Regions from separate parts of the Mus musculus genome. Here regions 1 and 3 are each linked to region 2. Evidence: chromatin contacts called from ENCODE Hi-C or POLR2A ChIA-PET data. All regions are on one chromosome and are shown on one strand. Each heading gives the region's core, a stretch centred on a gene start or an enhancer-like site at or near the end of the contact. The rest is flanking DNA. Distances are from core to core; before and after follow the strand shown. Region 1 holds the start of Slc16a10 (solute carrier family 16 (monocarboxylic acid transporters), member 10). Region 2 holds the start of Gtf3c6 (general transcription factor IIIC, polypeptide 6, alpha). Region 3 overlaps Cdk19 (cyclin-dependent kinase 19).

Evidence for each region. A loop is a pair of places that touch in the nucleus more often than their neighbours do. ChIA-PET counts read pairs that join two places held with the same protein, here RNA polymerase II (POLR2A).
Region 1: POLR2A ChIA-PET joins it to region 2 with 13 read pairs in embryonic stem cell. The contact joins the promoter of Slc16a10 here to the promoter of Gtf3c6 in region 2. POLR2A ChIA-PET finds 5 or more read pairs at or near these places in 3 of 5 experiments (Patski and embryonic stem cell).
Region 3: a loop to region 2 is called in a map of v-Abl transformed pro-B cells, with 3 times the contacts of the local background. The contact joins the enhancer-like site here to the promoter of Gtf3c6 in region 2. A Hi-C loop is called at or near these places in 1 of 37 maps with a recorded cell type or tissue (v-Abl transformed pro-B cells). POLR2A ChIA-PET finds 5 or more read pairs at or near these places in 4 of 5 experiments (Patski and embryonic stem cell).

What each region holds. Positions count from the first base shown.
Region 1 is chr10:40,140,379-40,143,869 of GRCm38, reverse strand. It overlaps Slc16a10 (solute carrier family 16 (monocarboxylic acid transporters), member 10), which reads left to right and starts at 1,616. Exons shown (of 6, transcript NM_001114332.1): 1 at 1,616-2,167. The coding sequence starts at 1,834.
Region 2 is chr10:40,255,784-40,259,205 of GRCm38, reverse strand. It overlaps Gtf3c6 (general transcription factor IIIC, polypeptide 6, alpha), which reads left to right and starts at 1,494. Exons shown (of 6, transcript NM_026113.5): 1 at 1,494-1,627; 2 at 1,913-1,993. The coding sequence starts at 1,547. Rnu3a (U3A small nuclear RNA) reads right to left here and starts at 738; the gene lies at 527-738.
Region 3 is chr10:40,370,178-40,373,571 of GRCm38, reverse strand. All of the region lies in intron 1 of Cdk19 (cyclin-dependent kinase 19), which reads right to left. Among named protein-coding and RNA genes, the nearest start is that of Cdk19, 23 kb to the right of the region's middle. Within about 2 kb of position 1,300, at least 2 of the 3 ENCODE cell types and tissues checked have a DNase peak (open chromatin) inside an H3K27ac peak, as active enhancers do.

The sequences.
Region 1 (3,491 bases), core at 367-2,866, 120 kb after region 2:
CTTTATCACCAAGGTGGGAACATGGCAGCATCCAGGTAGGCATGGCACAGGAGGAGCTGAGAGTTCTACATCTTCATCTGAAGGCTGCCAGTAGAATACTGACTTCTAGGCAGCTAGGATGAGGGGTTTTAATGCCCATACTCACAGTGGCACACTTACTCCAACAGGGCCACATCTTCTAATAGTGCCATTCCCTAGGTTGAGCATATACAAACCATTACAGCTCCCTACCTTGATGATAATGGACTAAATCTCTGAAACTGTAAGAAAGCCCCCAATTAAATGCTTTTTGTAAAAAAAGAGTTACCTTGGTCACAGTGTCTCTTCACAGCAATAGACAGTGACTAAGACACCAAAAGAATTTGAGGGGTAATATATATCCAAGCTATTGTGCTATTTTAACTTAATCTCTAAAGCACCCACATTGCCCTGTATTCCCAGAACACTCCTCTGGACCCTCCCCTGTCTTTGGTTTCTTCTCTGTTTCTTTGGCTGGAAGGCTCTTTGCTTGTCCTTGTCCACAGAACCATGTGGCTAATCATAGCTCAGCTCAAACTTACTTTCTTACATACTATCCTTTTTTGGGGGGTGGGGTGGGGGTATGGGGGTAGTTGGTTTCAAGACAGGGTTTCTCTGTGTAGCTTTGACTGTCCAGGAACTCACTCTGTAGACCAGACTGGCCCAGAACTCAGAGATCTGCCTGCCTCTGCTTCCGGAGTACTGGGATACAAGGCTTGTGCTCCTACCTCCTAGCTGATGTCCCAGTGTTTAACCCTATTGCACCCCACTTTCTATTTCTGGACTGTTTTTACTTACTAGTTTAGGACAGAGAGAAGCAAGAATGTGATAATCACAGTTATTGTATAACCCACCACACTGGTGCTTAAGTAACTAGCATATTTTGATTTTGTTTGGAGTGAGTAATCTAAATATCTGAGAAATTAAGAAGATACATCAGAATAAGATGCTTCAGGGGGCAGAGGAATTGAATATAAGTGTTGGTTCTTTATTTAGTGTGAGGACAACTTGTGAAGTTTAAAAGTATTGCTTTCTAGCTGCCCGTCAAAAATGTTTGTTAGTTGAAAAATTTAGAATCACAGTCTGTCTTCCAAAATGAGCATCTTCATTGTGCCAAGTATTCAAAACAAACTGTATGTTCGCGGAATTGGAGTAATTAAACAAGGTCTCTGATTCCTGAATTGCCTTTTAAGTAGGTACGTGGCATAAGGAATCTTTTATATTATAACTAGCACAAAAGGGACAACAAATATGAAATTTAAACTGTCATTTGTGACTCTCTATTCCAGTGAGGGTAAGCATTACCTGATCGATTGATCACCTTCGCAGGCCACACGTAGGAGACGCTCCCCAAGAACTTCTAAGGTTAATGCTGAGAGGAGGTGACATTACTCCTGGAGGTAGCTAATTTGGCGGCACGCCTTCAAGCGCGCGCGCGCGGGCGGTCATTGGACACCCCTCACGGGGCGGAGCCTCCGCTTGCGGATGCCCAATCACCTGTGGGCTCAGGGTGTAAGGCCCTCTGGTGGCCACGCCCCTAGGCGGTGCGGGAGGGCGGAGGGGCGCTTTTAAGAGGCGGCTGGAGGCCGGCGTAATCAGGCGCGAGGGGCAGCCGGTGTGTCAAGTCCTCTGGCCGCCTTAGGCGGTGTCTGCGGTGTGCGCCTCTCGCCCGCCCGCCCGCCCGCCTGCCCGCGGCTCCAGTGTCCTCGCCTCGGCCTCCCTCCTCCGTCCGCGCGGCTGTCCCAGGCTCCGCGAGCCACCCCGGGACCTTGCGCCCGCAAGCTTTCTCGGTGCCCGACGGGGCCGCCTCGGGACATGGTGCCGTCCCAGGAGGAGCCCGCCGCCGAGCGGGAGACGAACGAGGCGCAGCCGCCCGGGCCCGCGCCCTCGGATGACGCTCCGCTGCCCGGCCCGGGACCCTCGGATGTCTCCGACGTGGCCGCAGAGAAAGTGGAGGTGGAGCTGACGAGGTCAGCGGGCAGTGAGCCCCCCGTTCCCCCCGAGGGCGGCTGGGGCTGGTTGGTGATGCTGGCGGCCATGTGGTGCAACGGGTCGGTGTTTGGCATCCAGAACGCCTACGGGGTGCTCTTCGTGTCCATGCTGGACACCTTCAAGGCCAAGGACGATGACAACATGGCCTTCAAGACAGGTGGGACGTTGCTGCGGGCCGAGGGGAGGAGGGCATGCGGGGTGGGAAATGGGAGCTTTTGGTGCGTCCTCTTGTGTTGGGAGGGTGTGAGCTTTGAGCCTGACCCGTCTCACTTGCAACCTGCAGCTTGGGGCTTCCCTCTGCCAGTTTTGTATGGAACCCAAAGGCAAGCAAGTTGCAGAGTTGTACCTGCCTGAGGCTTTGGACTCCTCCTTTCTGCACAGTGGGCGCCAAGAATCCACAGTACTTTCCTCTTAGTGGTGGGAAATAAACTGAACGTTCCAGCACCAACAACACTGCATTATCACTTTTACAGTCTGCTTTGTGACCGCCACGGTGGTGTGGTTATCTGCCTGCCATGCTGCAGAAGGAAAGGTGTGTTTGGGTAGATGCAGCGCAGGCCAGGACGGGAGATTGGCAAAATGGAAAAGTGGATCCCAAGGTCACAGGGAGTCCCAAAGGCAGCCCATTAAAAGTGGTAGTCGGTTGTCTCTCTGCACGCTCTACTATATTTAGACAGCATAGGAGGCAGCCACGTGGGATGGTAAGAGGAAGATAAGGGGTTGGACCTTCTGTTATGTTGACGTTTTTTTTGCCTTGTGGAAATAAAATGCAAAAGGTGCAGACTCCGCATTTTTGTCAAATGCTTTCTGACTGATTATGCAAAAGTCAAGTCTAGGACCGTCTGCATAACATTTCCCCCATTATTTCATCTCATGCTGCCGGGCAGGTGTTGTCAGCTCTGCTTGGGTGAGAAAATGGAAAGTCAGGGAAATGAAGTGTTTTAGTGAGGACCAGAATAAAGATAGACCTCATCGCCTGACTTGGAGACTGAGAGTCTCTTTGCTAAATCGGGCCACTGCTGCCTTTTGGGAAACTTAATAAGATCAATAATTTCTGTGTTTCACTCTGCTCAGCCTGGCCTTGAACTCAAGATCCTCTTGGCTCAGTTGGGATTATAAGAACATTCTGCACCATACTGGGCAATAATAGTCTTTTAAAAACTACAGCAGGGTCTCACTATTTAATTCTGGCTGGCCTAGAACTCACTATGTAGGACAGGCTGTCCTCAGATTCACAGAGACTTGCTTCTGCTTCTCAAGTGATGGGATTACAGTCATGTAAAAACCCCTTTAGTTTCTGTTTTTACAGTGTGTATTGCTTAGATTTTTGGTGTACACATAAAATAAACAGGATTGTAATTATAAATTGGAAGGTTAAGATGGGGTGGAGGAGAAAAATCCCTTTCTCTTTCATTCATTTCTTCCTTCAGTGCCAGGGATGGAACCGGGCCTTGGGCATGCTGCTCAAGGGCTGCACCAGT
Region 2 (3,422 bases), core at 245-2,744:
TAAAAGAGCAAGAAGGAGCAGATTGTTAAATCACTTGTCGCCTCCTAGTGGCAGTGTCTTAATATTGCGACCACTATCACATTTAATATTCTTTATTTACTAGTTCAGGTTAATAGCCTTCCTCATAGATTTTTTTTTCCTCTGCAAGGAGCTTCAGTCATGCTTGCAGAAGACCTAAGTTTACTTCACACACAACTACTAATAGGACAAAATTCTTTCCTGTTTTGTTGTTCATAAGCACTTAAAATTTTTCTTGCAGTTAATGGTCTCGTGAACATTATAACTACATTCATACTAAGAACAAGAAAGGCAGGTCAGCCAGGCTGTAGTGAACACCCTAAACCCCAGCACTTAGGAGGCTGAGGCAGGCAGAAAGCAGAACTTGAGTTGGAGGTCGTCTGGGACCATACAGAGAGGAATGACCGGGCTACACAGTATAAGCCATGTAAAATACAAGAGGAAAGATATCCATTTAGTAGCTCAGGACCAAAGCATCTACTCTAACTTTCAACTAAATATAAAAGAAACCACTCAGACTGTGTCCTCTCCCTCTCAACCCTCAAGAGAGTTGAGAACGATCATCAATGGCAGATAGCAGTTGCAAAATGCAGCACTAAAAGCCGGCTTCACGCTCAGGAAAGGACACTCTGTCTCCTCCTCGTGGTTTCGGGTGCTCTACACAGTCAGAGAAACTTCTCTAGTAACAAACTATAGAAATGATCCCTGAAAGTATAGTCTTAGTTTAGCGTTGCCAGCCGCCGCGAGGCCACCTCTGACAGCACATTTTTAACTAATGGTGACATTCCCCACCCGCCCCCCCCCCCCCGCGAAAACCCCGTAATATTCTCCTAAGGAATACCATACACATGCACTTTCGAAGCTGTGTTCGTATATTATTTTGCAAAAAAAAAAAACAAAAACAAAAACTCATTCTGAATACTTATGACTTGTAAACTAACTCAGAATCAAGTTCATAATTAACATATTGAGGATAATAGCCAATCACACGCCAGTGTCTTCAGTCATCCTAAGAAAATCACTTCCGGACCAGTTTTAAAGGGTGGGTGCGGCTCCTCAGGCTGCGTTTTACTTAAGATGGGTGTTGATTTGTGTCCTCTGCGGTCTGAATTCCACCCTGTCCCAGTAGCGTCACTGCTGGGTTTGTGTTAACTAAGTAGCCACTCTGGCCTAGAATTTGCATTAATCCTCTCCCTCCCGCGTCCTTAGATGTTGGGATGAAAAGTGGAGGCCACCATTGATCCTCTAGTCTCCTTCGGCAGACAATAAACGTGAGGTTTTGTTTTATAGTGGAGGCAGTTGATTACGCTCATCCTCAGCTACTTACTGAGTTCAGTGTAGCCTGAGCTCTATGAGCCACGTTCTTCAAAGTGGGGCTAAATACCCTAAATTCCCGAAGCTCGGAGCGTGTCGAGTCTCCACGTGGGACCCACTTACGGAAGCCTGGCGTCGCCATCTTGCTTTCTGGCCGGAAGCCGGACGCCGCTGCCCGTATCCAAAATGGCATCCACAGGGGGCGTGGCCAGTGATGGCGTCTCCGAACGCTATGGCGGCGGCAGTGGATCCCATTTGGGAGGACTTGGAGGAGGAGGAAGAGGAGCTAGAGGAGGTTGTAAGCGAGGGTCAGAGGCCTGCGGCGCGGGCGGTCTTGGTTGAGCCACCCCTGGGTGGGGAAGGGAGTCTGGGATGCGGACGGAGGGAGGGAGGCCGGTAGACAGCTCGCTGGCTTTCCGAAGCCCGAGAAGCCGTGGAGGGCTAGCTTCAGTTCTGGTTTACCCATTCTAGAAAGAATCGGTTTCCACCAGAAACTGGATCGAGTTTTCACAGAGAAATTTGGGGCATTTCTTATTTACTGCCCCTTGTCTACCTTATTAACTTTGCTTTCTTCCACCAGGAGCAGTTTGTTCTGGTAGAATTGTCAGGAATCATTGATTCAGACTTTCTCTCCAAATGTGAAAATAAATGCAAGATTTTGGTGAGTCTTAGAATTCGGGGAATGTTGTAGATTTTCTTAAAGTTAAAACAAGACTAAAAGGTGATATGCTTGTCCACAAAGAGAGAGACGTTCATCCCACCTTACAAAGCAGTGATCAAACGCTCCAGGCTCATACCAGAAGAGTAGGTTACAAGGGAGGGATTCTATGGGAGCAGAGAAAATGCCTGACTGCTTCTTCTTCACTGTCTGAATGTGTGGCTGGAGAGAAAGAGCAAAACACCTTGTATGAAACTTCTGGGGGACTTTCAGGACAAAGCCTAATCCATGCTGTTAAGCAGTGCCTGCCTTCCTTGTAGTGGGCGTGGCCTCAGTTCTATCCTCCAATAGTACCACAGTTGAGTGTACTAGTCTGGACGCAGACTCTGGTCTAAGTGTGGATATGTATGCAGTGTTGCCCGGCCGGTCACCAAGTACCCATGTCACCTGCTTCACCATGCCTTTGGTGTGTCTTTGGCTCACTCCTCACAAGCCAATTAGGAAAAAATAGCATGAGAGCAGGCTGTCCTGGTGCACACCTGTAATGCCGGCACTGGAGAGCCCAAGGCAGGCGGATCCGAAGTTCATTGTCATCCTACCCCCCAACTCCCCGGAATGCCCTGGAACTCACTTTGTAGACCAGGCTGGCCTCGAACTCAGAAATCTGCCTACCTCTGCCTCCCAAGTGCTGGGATTAAAGGCGTGCGCCACCACCGCCTGGCTCATTGTCATCCTTAATGATATAGTAAGTTCTAGGCCACCTTGATCTACAGAAAGCCCTGTCTTCAAAATGCCTGGAGAAGACACAGTTTAAAATATTACGTTATTGCCTGATGATGATACATACCTTTAATCCCAGCACTCATGAGGCAGAGGCAAACGGATCTCTTAAGTTTGAGGCCTGCTTGGTCTGCAGAGTGAGTCCCAGGACAGTCAGGGCTGTTACACAGAGAAACCCTGTCTTTGGGGGATGGGGGTAGGGATGGGGGATAAAGCTGTTATCAAAATTTTTGGGCAAAATCCTTGGCTTCAAATATTTAAACAGGTTAATTTCTGCCACTTACCCCAACATGCCAATCAGAGATGAGTAGTGTGGTGTACATAGCAAGTTCTAAGACAGACAGACAGACCCACAGAGAGACCCCGTCTCAAAACGACAACAGAAAGTCCACTCAGGCATGGTGGACATTTTTTTTAAAGATTTATTTATTTATTTTATGTATATGAGTATACTGTAGTTGTACAGATGGTTGTGAGCCTTCATGTGGTTGTTGGGAATTGAATTTAGGACCTCTGCTCACTCTGGTCAACCCTGCTTGCTCTGGCCTAAAGATTTATTATTATAAATAAGTACACCGTAGCTGTCTTCAAACACACCAGAAGAGGGTGTCAGATTTCATTATGGGTGGTTGTGAGCCACCTTGTGGTTTCT
Region 3 (3,394 bases), core at 51-2,550, 110 kb before region 2:
GAAGACAGCTACAGTGTATACTCATAGACATTAAATAAAAATCTTTTTAAAAAAATTGTTAGCTGCTACAGATCTTTTTTTAATTAAAGAAAAAACTGTAAACCAAATGTGCTGACGCACAACTTTAATCTCAGCACTGAAGGGACCGAGGTACAAGCATCTGTGAGAATTCGAGTTCAACACAGTCCACAACAGAAAGTTCTGGACCAGCCAGGTTTACACAGTGAGACCTTGGTACCCTGCCTCCAAACAAAAATACAAAGTTACTAGAGCTGAGAAAGTTGTCTCACTAGGTAAAAGTGCTGTCACACAAATATGCAAAAATGAAGACCTGAGTTCAAATGCCCGTAAGTCTCATAAAAGCCTGACGTATTATGTGATTGTCTGTAATCCCTGTTCACCCACAGCCAGCTAGGAGACAAAGGCAGAGGATCTGCAGAAGCTCACAGGCCACTACACTGCTGATGCACTGGAAAAGAGACTCTCAAACGGGGTGCAAGGTGAGGACCAACACTCAAGGTACATGCTGACCCACATTCACACATAGGGATGTGCTACATGCATGTGCCTATGCACAATTGTTAAAAGAATTGTTCCAGTAATATGAAGAAAATTCATAAAAACTTGCATAAACTCATAAAAGTAATATTTATAAGATCTGGCACATAAATGGCAAAATGATCCCCTTTTTTTGGTCAAAGAAACATTGCCCAAGAAAGGTATATCAGATTTTCTGATCCTAATCTCATTATTTTCTTTAAAAGCAACTCATTAAAAAAACCTCTATAAAAATGTATTTTACAAGTATGTGGGATGTGTTTGTTTCTCTACTAAAACAAGCACAAACTTGAGAAGAGCATATTAACAAGTTGGGAAGAGCGGTAATTAGCATATTGGAGACTAACGTTTCTGGCACACGGAACCTAACACAAGAATGTCTATCCTCCAGTCATGAGTCATGGATTAGGCTGCCTCTCTATTTATTGTGAAGCAATCTTTCAGTAAAAGGAGCAGTAGGGAAGAATACAACATGAATAATGACTTGGACAAGTTCCCAGAAGAAACCACAGTGCAGCTAAGTCTGAGAAATGGCACAGTCATACTATACAATATACCAGTGTTCTCTTTTATGAGTTACTCCCAATCTTAATGTCAGAGCAAGTGAAAGTCACTCTCTAGCTCTCTATGGCTTTCTGATTTCTGTTACACTGGTCTGTGGGTGTGCACACAAGCAAGCACACAAAGGCCCACTGCAGAAGCCGTTTCTCTCCTGCCACTGCACGGGTCCCAGGGATTAGAACGCAACAGGCTTACTGGCACCAAATGTCGCATCCACTGAGCAGCTAGCTCAGCAGCTCCAACGTCTTTCTTTCTTTTTTTTTTCTTTTACAGGTTTTAGTAATAACGAATAAAAATGCATCATAAATGTGATCAAAGTGATGCATCTGTGATATCGTTTTAACTGCTGCGTGGTAACACAGAAAGCTGTCTCTTGATACATCCCACCCCAGCACACACAATGACACCAGAAGGCAACACCCTCTTCACTCTCAGCTGAGAAGTCTGCAACCTCCATCACGTGAGGACCACACACAAAGCCATCCTGGGACCTCCAAACACAACAGAGGCAAACAGCAGAGTTTATGTATATTTAAAGTTCCACTGCCCAAAACATAAAATGTCAAATGCCGATGTAAGTCTACATATCTGCCAAAGAAATCAGACTTTAGATCAGACAACAAGAAAATCAATAAAGTATCACAGGTCATCATATATTTTGCAACCAATTATGAAAAACAAAATTAAAACTCAAATGCTAACTGAGCTTGAGTGCTTGACTTTTACTACATACACTTCAAAAACAGGAAAACACGTATGCTCCTCGACTACTGGGAAACAGACCACAGAAGTGTGCACTCATATGAACTGAAACTAACAACTGTTTTCCAAGTCTGTAAGAGAACCAATACATGTATGTGGAAAATGGAAGATAGTAAACAGAAAAATAAACCTCACAAAATATGAAGCGTGAGTCCTATAGTTCAGGGCCCACTCTCTTAAGAACCAGAAATTATTGAACATAGATGGGGGAAACTATTTAAAATGCACCTGGAAGGGAACAGATGCAGAGAAAAAAGGGCGTGGGGCTAGACTGTAAAGCTAAAGCTATTCCAACAGCAAGATTGAATTCTGAGGTAATGCTGAAATGAGTAACGCACACTAGGCAGGCTGGTGGAAATGAATCTGTTCCAATACTGTAAAATGAAAATAACCATGAAACACACCTTTCAGAAACCATTCCTATGAAATAGTAAACGTTTAATCAGGTAAAAGAATTAGATCTGTAACCTTATGCCTCGCTCTTCTCTAATAACAGGCATTTTTTAAAACCCTTCGAGATAAACTGGGTAGTAATCTGAGAATTGAGGTGAAGGCAGGAAGCTAGCTTTACATTCAAGACCAGTCTAGCTACACAGTGAGAAAGTGTCTCCAAAAACCAAGAGGAAAAAACCTTCAAGATCTACTTGCTAGCTATTAGAAGAATACGATCCTTTATGTAATAATGTTTCCAAGTCTCACCATGTAACAGGGAAAAAAGGAACAACGCACTGTCTTAAAACAACTCCCTCTAAGTACGGTGCTGCACACCCTTAGTCCTAGTGCTCCAGAGAAGGAGACAAGCAATGCTGTAAGCTGGAAACCAGTCTGGTCTAAAAGGTGAGTTCCAGACCACAGAGAGATATAGTGAAACCTTATTTAAAAAAAAAAAAAAAAAAAATTAGTGACGTGTACAACACAATATTATAAAATCCCTAAAGTTTTATGATTTTGACTCTTAAACCTACTGACATTTAATTATACTACAAACATTTTTTTCTTTGTTTTCGAGACAGGGTTTCTTTGTATATCCCTAGCTGTCCTGGAACTCACTTGTAGACCAAGCTGGCCTCGAACTCAGCAATCTGCCTGCCTCTGCCTTCAGAGTGCTGAGATTAAAGGAGTGTGCCACCACCGTCCAGCCTGCACACATTTTCTAATCCTAAAAGAAAAAAAGAGGCCAGTAAGATGAGCACATAAAAGCTCTTTGTCAGGCTTGAGAGATGGCTCAGCAGTTAAGAGCACTGACTGCTCTTCCAGAGGTCCTGGGTTCAATTCCCAACAACCACATGGTGACTCAGAACTATCTGTAATGGGATCTGATGCCCTCTTCTGGTGTCTCTGAAGACAGCAACAATGTCCTCTGTCACCAAACCTTTCTAACCTGAGTTTAATCCCTGAATCCTGCAAGTTGTCTTCTGACCAATATACATGCCTGTGGCACATACACACACATGTATATGAGCACACACACATTTAAAAAAATAAAAACCAAAACCAAAACTCAAGCTGACAT